2 separate regions of the Homo sapiens genome follow, and region 1 is linked to region 2. Evidence: chromatin loops called from intact Hi-C (ENCODE). Cell type or tissue: mammary epithelial cell. All regions are shown on one strand. Each heading gives the region's core, and the rest is flanking DNA. Links, peaks and the distances in the headings are about the cores only.

Region 1 (5,934 bases), core at 925-4,924, 1.1 Mb after region 2:
CATAGCCTATAGATCATTCAAATGCAAATTCTTCATCTCATGTCCTGCTCTTCCCTCATATGGAGGCCCATCTGCAGCCACTCTAAATATGCAATGTACAAAACACATTGTGCTGCCTCAGGTCTCAGTGCCTTTCTTTGTATATGCAGTTTCCAAGACTTAGAAAAATGTCCCTACAAAGCCTCCACACTGCAGCTTAGACCCAGTGCAAAAGCCACGTCTATGCTTTGTGAGGACATTCTCCTCGTTTCCCTAATTTCCTCTTCCCCCTTTTAAATTCGTATTTCCAAGGAGAAAGCAGAGTACTGTTTGGGAACCCAAAGCTATATATTTAAATTATGGATTTACTACTTATTGCAACAGAGAATGTAATCAAATTATTTCGTCAGAATTTCAGTTTACCTGCAAATAATGTAGAGCATGATGCAATGTAAATTATAGAGTTTTTTAGGTCTTAATGAAATATACAGATAAAATTTTTCATAAAGAGACTAATGCACAACAGATACTCAAGAAATAATGGTGCTCTTCCTTCACCCACTTCCCCCAACCTGTGAGCTTGCTACAATAGCAAGTAACTCCTCCTGCTTCTGTATGTACGTACTGACTACCTGAATTGATAGGAGGCCTAATGAGGTGCTTATTATTAATAAGGAAGACTTATTTATCTTCCTACTCTAAATCTGGCAAAATACTGTATGTCTCCAATGTTTTTATTAAATATATCAAATAAGCTAATGTTTTATTAACTATATAAAGTAAACTAGCCTTTTCCCCCAGGTTTTCTTTTGCTTTTTGCCCAAATGAATTCATATACTCAACATAAAATTTAAAAAACCCACAGATATAATTTCAAACCATGCTTTTACTTTAACATATTTCACTGTCCTTTTTGTTTCATGATCCTCTTAATTATTGCTGTGATGAGTGCTTATTATTTCATCAAGCTGATGTGTCATACTTTCACAACTTCTCAAATATTGTTGAGTGTTCAGCCTATTTCTTATTTTTCATTATTAAATGACACTGTAATGAGCATCTTCATGCATACCATACTGTTTTTTGAAAAATATTATTCATAAGATGAATAATATTCATATTCATTATCAAGATGCATTGATGAGTCAAAGAAAGTGTGAACATCCTTCTGACTGTTGAAATAACTTTCCAAATTGTTTTCAATAAGATTTGCACAGTTCATTCTGTCACCAGTGAGGTGTGTGTATGCCAGTTTGCCATTTTTACCAAAATCTAGTAAATTTCCATTAGATCTTGCAGTAAGTAGACACCTACTGTTGCCCCCATCCTTCTATGGGGGCTACTCCTACCACTACTCCAAATATGTGACTCTAATTGGAAGTCATTTGCTTACTTTAACCCTGTCTTCTTAGGCAGAGTTAATTGCTCTAAGTATCAGCAACTGGGCCAATATTCCTCACTGAGCATTTTTCAAATTGATAATGAGATAGGGACTCAATTTCTTTCTTAAGCTATGAAATAAATGTTGTAAAGCTGGAACTCTTATGTTTCTCTCCCAGATGCTTAAAACTTAACAAATTTGGCTCTTTTTTTTTTCTTTCAATATCAAGTCAAATGCCACCTCCTCAGAGAGGACTTCTGTATGTACCCTATCTAAAGATGTCCCCCTGTTCTATCATTTTCAACTTATTCTCTGTCCTAGTAGTGTATTTTTATAGAACATAACAAAAATTACTTATTGCTAAACCATTTATTTTTTCTCTCCTTATCTCCATATTCCCCATGCTCTTCTGTAATAGATAGAAGAGGAGCTTCAGGAAAGCAGGTGACTTGTTCACTGCTTCATCCTTAGCACCTGGAAAAGTATCTTGTGCACAGTAGGGTGTCAATAACTATTTGTTGAATAAATGTGTGAGATATTCAGTTCTATATCAATAAATCTGAGCTGAAATTACTTCACCAAAAGAATTCTGATTCTAATTTATACGGACCTAAAATCTAGCTTTGCTCAAAGACTATATCTGACTCAGTTTCTTTATTTGTCCATGGCTTACACAATAAAATTCAGGTAATGAAAGAATATAACCTCTTTTTCCAATGAGAAACTTGTGGGAACTTCTACAGAAAAAACAAACTCTCTTGTAATCAAGGCCTCTCACCAGGTTCCACCAGCCATTTTTCATGCCGTTAATTCTCTGCTCAATTTCATTTGGAGGAAAGGAGTTTTACAACAAAAGCTCACTGCAGAAATTAAAACTCAAACTGGTTGCCCCCTGTTCATTTGCCACACAATATAGGTTTCTGGTGACATTCAGCTAATTAATTTTCTTCATTATTAACTACCCGTTATACATGGCCATTATAATGGAAACACATTCAGCCTGTGCTGCACCCCTTACAAGCAAGGTGGTTGTGTAAAGGCTCATTAATATAAGTGAGCTGGGGCAGTCTTCTTTTATGAAGTCAGAGTAAAGTGGAGTTTGAAAAATATTGCTCAGAATCAAACAAATTGCTGAAACAAAAAACATGCTCTGCTGAACTGTAACATCATTTTTTTTTTAGGGTAGAAGGAAAAGTTACACAAAATTAGACAGTGAATGCAATATAGGCATTCTTTATTTTTATTCCTCCAGATGCACTGGAGGGATGGCAAAAGAAAAGAAGTTAAAACAACTGTCCAATTATTATTATTTTAAAATTAACACCCACTTGAATTTGTTTAACTTGTCAGAAGCCTCTGTAGAGTTTACACTGTGGAAAGCCTTTCACCATTGCTTAATCTGTAGTGACATCTGGTGGCCTGAATTACTCAAGTAGCTGGAATAAACACTTCATTATACATGTCTTTAAAGACTCCCTAGTGGATACATGTCCTTATTTGGCCACCATTAAAGATGCATTAATTTTTTCTTGGATTCTAATTTTGTGTGCATGTGACATGGGAGAGAATGAAGGTATAGCAAAACTAATATATGAAGACTACAGTAATGACTTACTTTCGTATTAAAATAAAAACAACTTTAAGATTCTTTTCCATTTTCAAAATTATTTTGTTTTACACATTATATTGAACTACATTATTAAATGCACTAAATCAGTAAAATATTTAATACCTATTAATCATCAAGGACTGTGAATACTCTACCTCTTCGAATTATGATTAATTCACTCAACAAATATTTTGTTGAACATGTAAGCTACATTATCAAAAAATCTACCTGTAAATAAATTTGATTACTCTTATTTTAATCAGTAGAGACATAAGTACGTGATCTCAGTAGATTTCCTAGCATGCCAGTAAGTATTTTAACAGTCCCAAGCACATTTTTATCTTTTGCAGCCACTAACACGTCAAATATATTTTTTGAGTATTTGGCAATTATTCAAATATATTTGCCAATTGAATGACTACTGGTAGTATTGTATATTTCCTATAAATTAGTTGATTATTAATAGAATAATGAGGCAATATATTTTTCTACCATTCCCATTATCATTAAATTGATACCCTTTCAGTCTGGTTAAACAAATCAAGAACCTGGGACATACCTTTGATTCTTCTTTTTCCCACACTCTTAAATGCAATCCATTAATAATTTGTTACTTTTACTTCCTGAATAGATTTCAGACCTCTTGAAATATCTTCATTCATCATAAGTCTAGTGCCAGTTCCCATTATCTCTCAACAGGACTACCTTCAGGGCTAATTTCCTCATATTTATGTTCATCCTTTCTCCAAACTCCTCCACATTGCAGCTAGAGTAATCTTCGAAACAAAACCATGTTAGGTCAATTTCCTTATTAAAGCCCTCCACTGGCTTCCCATTGCTCTTCATAAAAGATAAAACTCTTGACTGATGCATGGTCTTATTCAATCATACACCTTCAGCCTCAATTCACACAAGGGCCTTTAACTCTGTAAATACATCATGACTTTCCAAACCCCACAACCTTTGCACATGCTGTTTCTTCTTCTTGAAGTACTTTTTTCATCTCTCTTTACCTAAAAAACAATCTTACTCATTTTTCATACATATGTTTGCAAGTTACTTCATATAAACCTCTCCATGTCCAAGTTGACCTCTCCATGTGCATTTAAATTCCCCAAATGTATCAAGATGTACCTTTTTTCCTATTTACCAAAGTTGTAATCTCATATTTTTTGTAGAATTTGATTAATATATTCTTCCTCTCCTAGACCGTAACCCTCATAGGAAACAGAAATCTGTCTGTCTTAATAATCCTTGTATCCTTAGCACCAAAATCAGGAACTGACATATGCACTGCAGTTGCTCATGAAATATAGGCTAAAATAATAAAATATATATAGAGAGAGATAGATATACATATATATAATTAATAGGCTGGGTGTTGGAGTTGAACATGCTTGAGTTCAAATGTTGGCACTGCTGTTTTTTTAGTTCTATGAAACATGACACATTACTCCTCACCTGCAATTAGGTTTAATAATATTTACCTCAAAGGGCTGTAGTGAAGATAAAACTAAATAATGGATTTGTGAATGCAAAGTCTTTGGCAATGATAGTTACATGATAAGTGGCAATTAGTATTATTAGTAGTAGTAGTAGTAGCAGTAGTTGTAGTATTGATGCATATCTAAAGAAAAATGCCTCAAATTATAGGGTATGGGCACTCTCAACTGCCTTTGTGATTTTGTAGGGCTTGTCAGCAGGGCCTTAGAGAAGTTTATCTGAGAAACTCTACACCTCACAGCAATCTTTTCTTAGGAGATGGAAAGCATGGAAGAAAGGTGGTAGAGCAACAAGAGTAGTAGCCAGAAATTCTACCTGAGAAGTAGAGTATAATAATAGGGAGGTGCAAGAAGCAGGTGAATTATCATTTTACACACACACATATATTCATGTATGTACTCATCTTTAACTAACCATGACAGCTTTAGGAGACATTGCTCTAGAAAAAGTATTTGTCAAAGAAGAATGGATGCTGCTCTTGCAAGGCTGAAGGCTTCAGATTACTGAAAACCATGGAAGAAGACCTCAGAGGTAAGAGATTCCCAAACTAGAGACAGGTGATAAAGGAGCAAGTTACACTTTCAGGTTTCAAACATTAGGTTGGGAACTTGGGCCAGGGAATCTCTACCTGCATCCTTATGTGTGTGTGTGTGTGTATGTGTGTCTGTGCATGTGAGCATGTATGTGCATATATATATATATGTCTGTTTTAATAATCATTTTGTGTATATATATATATGCAAAAGTACATTACAAATTATTCAGATTTAGATGTTTCCTTTGAGATTGTCTGTTTTTCTTGTTTTTTTGTATTCTGTGATTAAAAAACATTGTTTAAAGATATATATATTGGACTATTTAGAAAAACATAGTAACAATATGAAAGGGTTAGATCTACTGTACATGCTTTAAAGGTATAAGAGTATAAGAACCACAATAAATTGTGATAGATATATTTATGCTTGACTCTATATTCTTCTTTCCACACTTCATTTTGGGATTTGTCCTGGTTGTTCAAAGGTATATTATAAAAGCAAAAATGGAAAAAAGCCTGGCCACCCACAAAGATAAACCAGGGGAGAGAGAGTATTTAAATTAAATACTAATTTAAAAATCAATTACTGTGGTTTTTAGTTGAGAGGGCACAAAAAAAAAACCACATGTCTAAACCCCAACTTTTACCAATGGAAATAGAGTCTCTAGGGTATAAAGCTAGGGTGACTCCACTTTGAAGAAGTTCCTCAGTAATTTTAATGAGCATCTTTGTTTGAGAACGTAGAAGTAAAGGCCAGAAGAATTGAGTCTAGTGGGAATTATTTTCCTACCAGTTTCTTTGGTGCTTTTCAAATACGTTATGGCTTTTTTTATTTCTACATATTTTATTCTTGATGTTCCCTCAGTAGCCATTCTATTTTCCTCTCACCAGGGCTTTAAAACATCCTTTTTCTGTAAAGATTTCCTA
Region 2 (5,934 bases), core at 656-4,655:
CTGGTCTCACCAGGCTCCATATCTCCAGGGCAGTGGGCCCCAAAGAATGCTGAGTGTGGTTTACTTGGCACACGCCCTGTACTAGGAATCTCTGAGTCAAGTGACGTATGGGATTCCTGCCTCCTTGCCCCATCCATTACCAGCTTCTTCACTATGGAAATGTGCACTAGAGAAGTGAAAAGGGAAACACAAAGTGAAAATGCAGAGGAACACAAATTTCCCATCGCTTGGAACATTTCATCCTCTCTGGAAGGCAAGATTAAAGGTGGCTACAGAAGATTCTTTCCTGAGAAGGGCAGGAGTTATTTCACTAAGCTAAATTCAGGACAGGAGATGTACCTGTTTTTGAGAGGATATAATAATCACTCAAACTACTCTTCTGTGAAAAAGGAATCAGCACTATAAAATTCTCCAAAGTCAATGGGTCCATCTGGAGTAATTCCAGGTTGTCTGTGACATGTTGAAAACAAAGAGATGACCAGCTTTCCTGTGTGATTAATGACCTGAAATATGCCTGGCTGTTCTAGCGGGTCACTCAGTGTCTCAGTCAGAGATAAAGTGCTAACCTCTGCAGTCTTGGTTGCTTCAATGCCAGTTCTGTCTAGTATTGAAAAGTAGAGATAACAGCTTTCTGTTTGTCAAAGATGCCCAGAAATGATTCTGGGTACATTGTTGGCTAGTGAGCTCTCTGTCCTGGAAAAACTTAGGGAGATACTGGGAGAACTTTTGAAGGAAACATTGTTGAGGAGATCCAAAAGGAGGGGGTTTGGTTGGACTAGGCTTTCACCTCCTCTTCACTTCTGGCCTGAGTTTTCATAGGATTCCTTGGGGAACTTAAAGTTCAATAGACTTTATAACCAAATGACCAAGCGCTAACTCTAGGCCCTGTGCTAGGGCCATGGGATTATGAAGATTGACTAGACAAAATGCTTTCCCTCAAGAAGATGAATGCAGTCAAAAAGAAAGACATGAAGAGAGACTATTCTAATGTAAAGGAGTGATGTGGGCACTGGGGAAGACTGCCACTCCAGTCATCTTCTTCCCTAACCTTAACATTAATTGTGTGTGTGTGTTTGATTAACATATTTGATTGATGAGGAAATTAATCAATGGCCTTCAATGACTTGCTCATTACAACACCGGGGCTAGGACTTAAGTCTAAAACATCTGATAGATACTAAAAATGAGAGTCTACATCAAAAGTATCAATGGGCTATGTACTTGCTTGTGTTTCATTGTCTTTTCAGAAATGATTGCTCTACCTTCTGCAATTTAAAGGTTTTTCATCTTAACTACAAAGAAAGAAACAGCTTCTTCTGTAAAACTATCATGGGAAATGTGTCAGAGCACTGATTTCAGGACCCCCTGCACGGCTTTTAAACAAAAAACCAATAATCAGCCCATCCTATTATGTTCTCCTATTTCTACATTTGTGAAATGTAAATTACTTAAATGGATTCAGTTCTCATCACTGTCCACCTTCACTGCTCAGAGAAAGAGATCTCCAGTCCTTCACAGCTGCACTGCCTTCTCCATTCTACACAGCTGCTTTAGCTGTCTTTCATGTTTCTTCTTTCCTTTCTCTTGGGAAGAGTTAGCCATTGCTCCAGAGTGCAGTATCTTTCCAGTCAACCTTATTATATTTGTCTACATCCTCCACTAGATGGGACTATATATGCCATATTCACCCTGTATTTCTGGTGGATAGCCCTGTGCCTGACATGTAGAGGTTGATAGTTTATTGAGTAGTTCTGTGTTAAGAAAAATATTATGTATTTTAAGGTAAAGTTGCAGAACTGATGTGAACATTCACATTTGTAATTCATTTGATATGAGCACATTTTATCTTAGTGGGCACTGCACACTTTCGGACTGAAACCTTGTTGTCTGACTGGGATCCACATAGCTATTTCCTTTGGCCTGTACCCTGGCTTGTCTTTTCTATCACTTCTGCTTTCATTCTCTGAGCACTCACTTTCCTATTTCATCTTCTAATCTTGAGATGTGCCATTTCTGTCAAATTTCTCCAACTACAAATAGTTTTTCTATGACTTTCAGAGCATAACAGGTATTTTGGATGGAGATGTCAAATACAAGCACATAGCAAAAGCCAGTCTTCCTTTCTCTCCCAAACCAGGCCCCTGAATGATGCTCTCACATAAAAGAACCAACTCAGGAAAAATAGGCACTCTCAGGCTTTTCTTATCATTTCAACTGTTCAGTTGGACCAGCCTCATATCAAACAAGTCTTCCCTCATTGATAAGAGCTAGGGCTTCACAACCATGTGGACCTGCGGTTTAATCCTGGCTATACCACATTCTAGCTCTATGACTTATTAAAAGGTTAAAAACAGGAGATGTGTATATATAGCTAGATAGATATAGATATATATTTGCTTCTAAGCTTGACACATATTATATAACGAGCTCAAACAGTGTTTACTTTTGATTTATTTCTCAATCCACACCCCTCACTTGTCTCACGCAGAAAATTCCTGTGATAAACAGCAGTTATATACACAGAAAACTATTCACTCCCCTGGAGGTAAGAAGGTATATTGATACCCTTTTCAGAGACCCTGACTTATCCCTCTTTATAGATAATTTCACAAGAAGATGTGTAGTTTGGCACTGATATCCTTATCTTTTGGCACTTTCTTCTTTCTTCTCCATCTGCCCCACCCTAGGGTCCAACAAGCAATAAACATTCACTGAGCACTTACTGCATACCAGCACCCATGCCCTGGGATATGTGATGGCTAGGAAGACATCATCTGGGTCCTCAAATGACTCAGAGTCTACTGGTTGAAACAGTCATGCATGTAAACTCCAGAGATCACGTGATAGAAATGGAATGTTGGAGTGGGGAAAGCCTGGAGTCAGGGAGACCAGTGAGCAGGCTTTTGTGAAAGTTGGGGTAAGAGATGAGATGGTCTGAGCAAAGACAGTTACACTGGAAAAGGAGATCTGGGTCTGAGAGTGATTCCTGGGATGAGAGTCTGAGGAAAAATAGGATGTATACCTTATTCTTTAGATGCTAGCTTAGATAGCACTATGGATGGTGATATGTCCAACAAAGGCTAGAAACATGAAAAGAGAAACAGCTTTGGAATGATTGTGATGAAGCCAGATTTGGATACATGGTGTTGATGACTCTTGAAACTCAATTGGAGCTGTTCAGTGGGCAGTTGGAGATTATAATTTTGAACTCTAGGAAGCTCAATGCCTGGGATCAAAGTGAGCATTAGCATTCACTGAGTGTGTGATGAATAAATGACTGAATAATAAAAAACAGTATTCCCATTTTGGAATACATAACCTTCATCTTCTGTAATGAATATAAAGTATGTTCAGTCCTAAATAATGTATCTAAATTAACTATTTCTGGGTATACTGATGATTAACGTTTCATCTGGAGTATGCAGGGCTCACACAAGTAATAGGGTAAGTGAGATATTTCTACTATAATCAAGGAAACAAATCAGAAGAAGCATTTTAAAGTATAATGGAAAGAATAATACAGAATCATAGAGGTGAGAGGATTCTTACATTACTATATTCAATTCAGGACTTTCTGGCAAAACTTTCAAACTTGGCTCAGTCAGCACCTCCACTGTGAGGTCTTCTCTTATGTGATTTTCCTTTCTTCAGTTCCTATCCAACCCATGCCCTCTCCTAAAAGAAACAAACACTCCTTCTTCTATATGACTCCTGTTCTTGGCATGAGCTTAAAACCAGATATATCTTGGACTCGCCACATTTTAGTTGTATCACTAAAGGCACTTAAAATCTCTGGGCAATGATACTTATTCGTAATGCCATATACATGATACCTACTGGCCATTAAATACATGTAGTCAGAATAAATACATTTCATTTCATGGGGATATTATAAGAAAGAGAGACAGTACTCAGAAAGCCCTTGATGCAAAGCAGGGTCTCAATGACATCTACAGAGTACTGTAGCTGATGTGTCTATTACTGTATTCATCCCACTCTTTTATAGTTATTTTGCATTACTTTGCTGTCTCTCCCTCAATTATGAGCTCCTCATGGACAATATTGTTTATTCATCTCTGTGTTTATAGTGCATGGTATTTACTAGGTACTCAGCGATTATTGGCTACAGTGGGCCATTGAGGAATGGCTGGAAGTCCTTACCTTTAAGATCCACAGCACTGGGTAAGAAAGGGAGAGTCAATGCTAGACAAGCTGAAGGAGTGAGAGGGAGAAAAAGAGGGAGGGAGAATCCTTAACACCTATAATGGAACTCATTAAAAAAAGAGACTATTCCAAGAGCATCCTCACCCAGGAACTCTGTGACTCCTGCATTCTCAGTCTTTCCCCCTGCCCAGCTATTGAGCTAAGATTGCTTATCTATCAGTGTGTGTGTCCTAACTCCACAATTTAATGATCCATCTCAGTGGCCCTTCCTTTCTTCCTCTGGTGCTCTCTTGCCTTGCTGCCTTTGCCTTTGAGCTCATGGTCACACTTTATATAACATAATTACAGATCAGTTTGACTCCTCAGCTCCCAGAATGCAAGAGGTTACTCTTTTAATTGCAGTGAGTTCTTTTAAGTTCCCGCTTATTTTTAATTATGAATGCCTGAAGCTGGCTGGCCATGGTATTACTTTCAGCTGTGAAGAAAGAAATAAGCCCAAGAAGCAGAGAAGAAGTAATAGAAATCCCATTTTCATGCAAATTGCCCCGGTGACAAAGAAATGTGGAGAACAGAGACTTATTCCTGCATTCCTGAGAGGTGACACTGGCCTTTGAAAATGTCCAGCTCCACATTTAGAAGCGACTTAGAAAAAACTGGCTCATTACACAATAGTTACAGGCCCCAAAAAAACAGTAACTCAACTCCTTTCCTATGTTTGTTTCATTTCTGATATTTTGATTGACAGGATGGGCCTTGAGCAACACTTCTATGTTTTAAAAAATTCTGCCTTCAGGAAACGAAACTCCTCAGCCTAGCACCTAAGACTTTTTTCAATAAAGAGCTCCAGTAGCTACTATCCATAAGTAAGAATCCTCTTTTCTCACATTGCCCCTGTGGTTGCTACAGGCAAACATTATTATTATTTTTTTTCCTATTTGCCTGGTACAGCATTGAACACCACAATTATGACCTTATCATCATTATTATTATCATCTAATAATCTTAAAGTATTATTAATTTCAGTTTATTACATTAAACTGTTTATTATTAGAAACCAACTTTTAATTGCCACAAGTCTGCCCGGTCCCTAAGTGTATTCCTGCCAAAGGCCCCCATTACTGCCAAGTTCCTCATTACTAAAATACAGACCAGCTTGGGGCACCTTCAAGACAGGTGAAGTTATCTTCAGCAGAATCAGTCCTTGCTTATTAGGTGGTCTCTCCTGCTCAGTCATTGCCTGTCTCTGCTCTGAGGCATCTGCAGAATTAGAAGGGTGAGGAAAGGGGAAGAATATTTTTCACTGACCTGGTGCCTACCTGTTCCAAGAAATATACTAGGTGCTTTATTCATAGTCTTTAATTTAAATCTGGAATGACCCTGTGGGGAAAAAAAAAAAGTATAACTAGCCCTAGTTTTCAGATGAGAAAACTGAGGCTCAAATAATTTATGCAATTTACAAATCTATTGTCTTGGTTTGGGTTCCCCAGAGGCAGGTACTGAGAGAAGGAGTTGATTACAAGTAGATTATTTGGAAGAACACACCTGTAGAAGTCAGGCAGTGAGATAAGTAAGGGAAGGTCTGTGACGAGAAGTGCTTTATCAAGCCAGCAGTCACCAAACTGGGACCCACTGGAGCACAGTCTATGGTAAGACCTGAGTTTCACTGGATTGTCCCAAGTGAGAGAAAATGAAACTGAAGTGTCATTCACAAACTTTTGTCAGCCATTGCTTAATGACTGTCGCAAGGATGTTAGTTCCCTGCCCCATCCA

What was found. A loop is a pair of places that touch in the nucleus more often than their neighbours do. Peaks named below come from ENCODE experiments on the same cell type or tissue, not always from the same donor. Only the 100,000 strongest peaks of a DNase experiment are listed, where the experiment ranks them.
Region 1: a loop joins it to region 2, with 5 times the contacts of the local background. A loop is called at or near these places in 5 of 110 quality-filtered maps.

Annotation. Positions count from the first base shown.
Region 1 is chr11:81,234,546-81,240,479 of GRCh38, forward strand. No RefSeq gene overlaps it. Among named protein-coding and RNA genes, the nearest start is that of LINC02720, 470 kb to the left of the region's middle. In mammary epithelial cell, for the core only: a CTCF peak has its summit at 2,780 (motif pointing left); no DNase peak of the experiment used is centred there.
Region 2 is chr11:80,163,133-80,169,066 of GRCh38, forward strand. No RefSeq gene overlaps it. Among named protein-coding and RNA genes, the nearest start is that of LINC02720, 600 kb to the right of the region's middle. In mammary epithelial cell, for the core only: no CTCF peak of the experiment used is centred there; a DNase peak (open chromatin) is centred at 2,829; H3K27ac peaks cover 54 bases.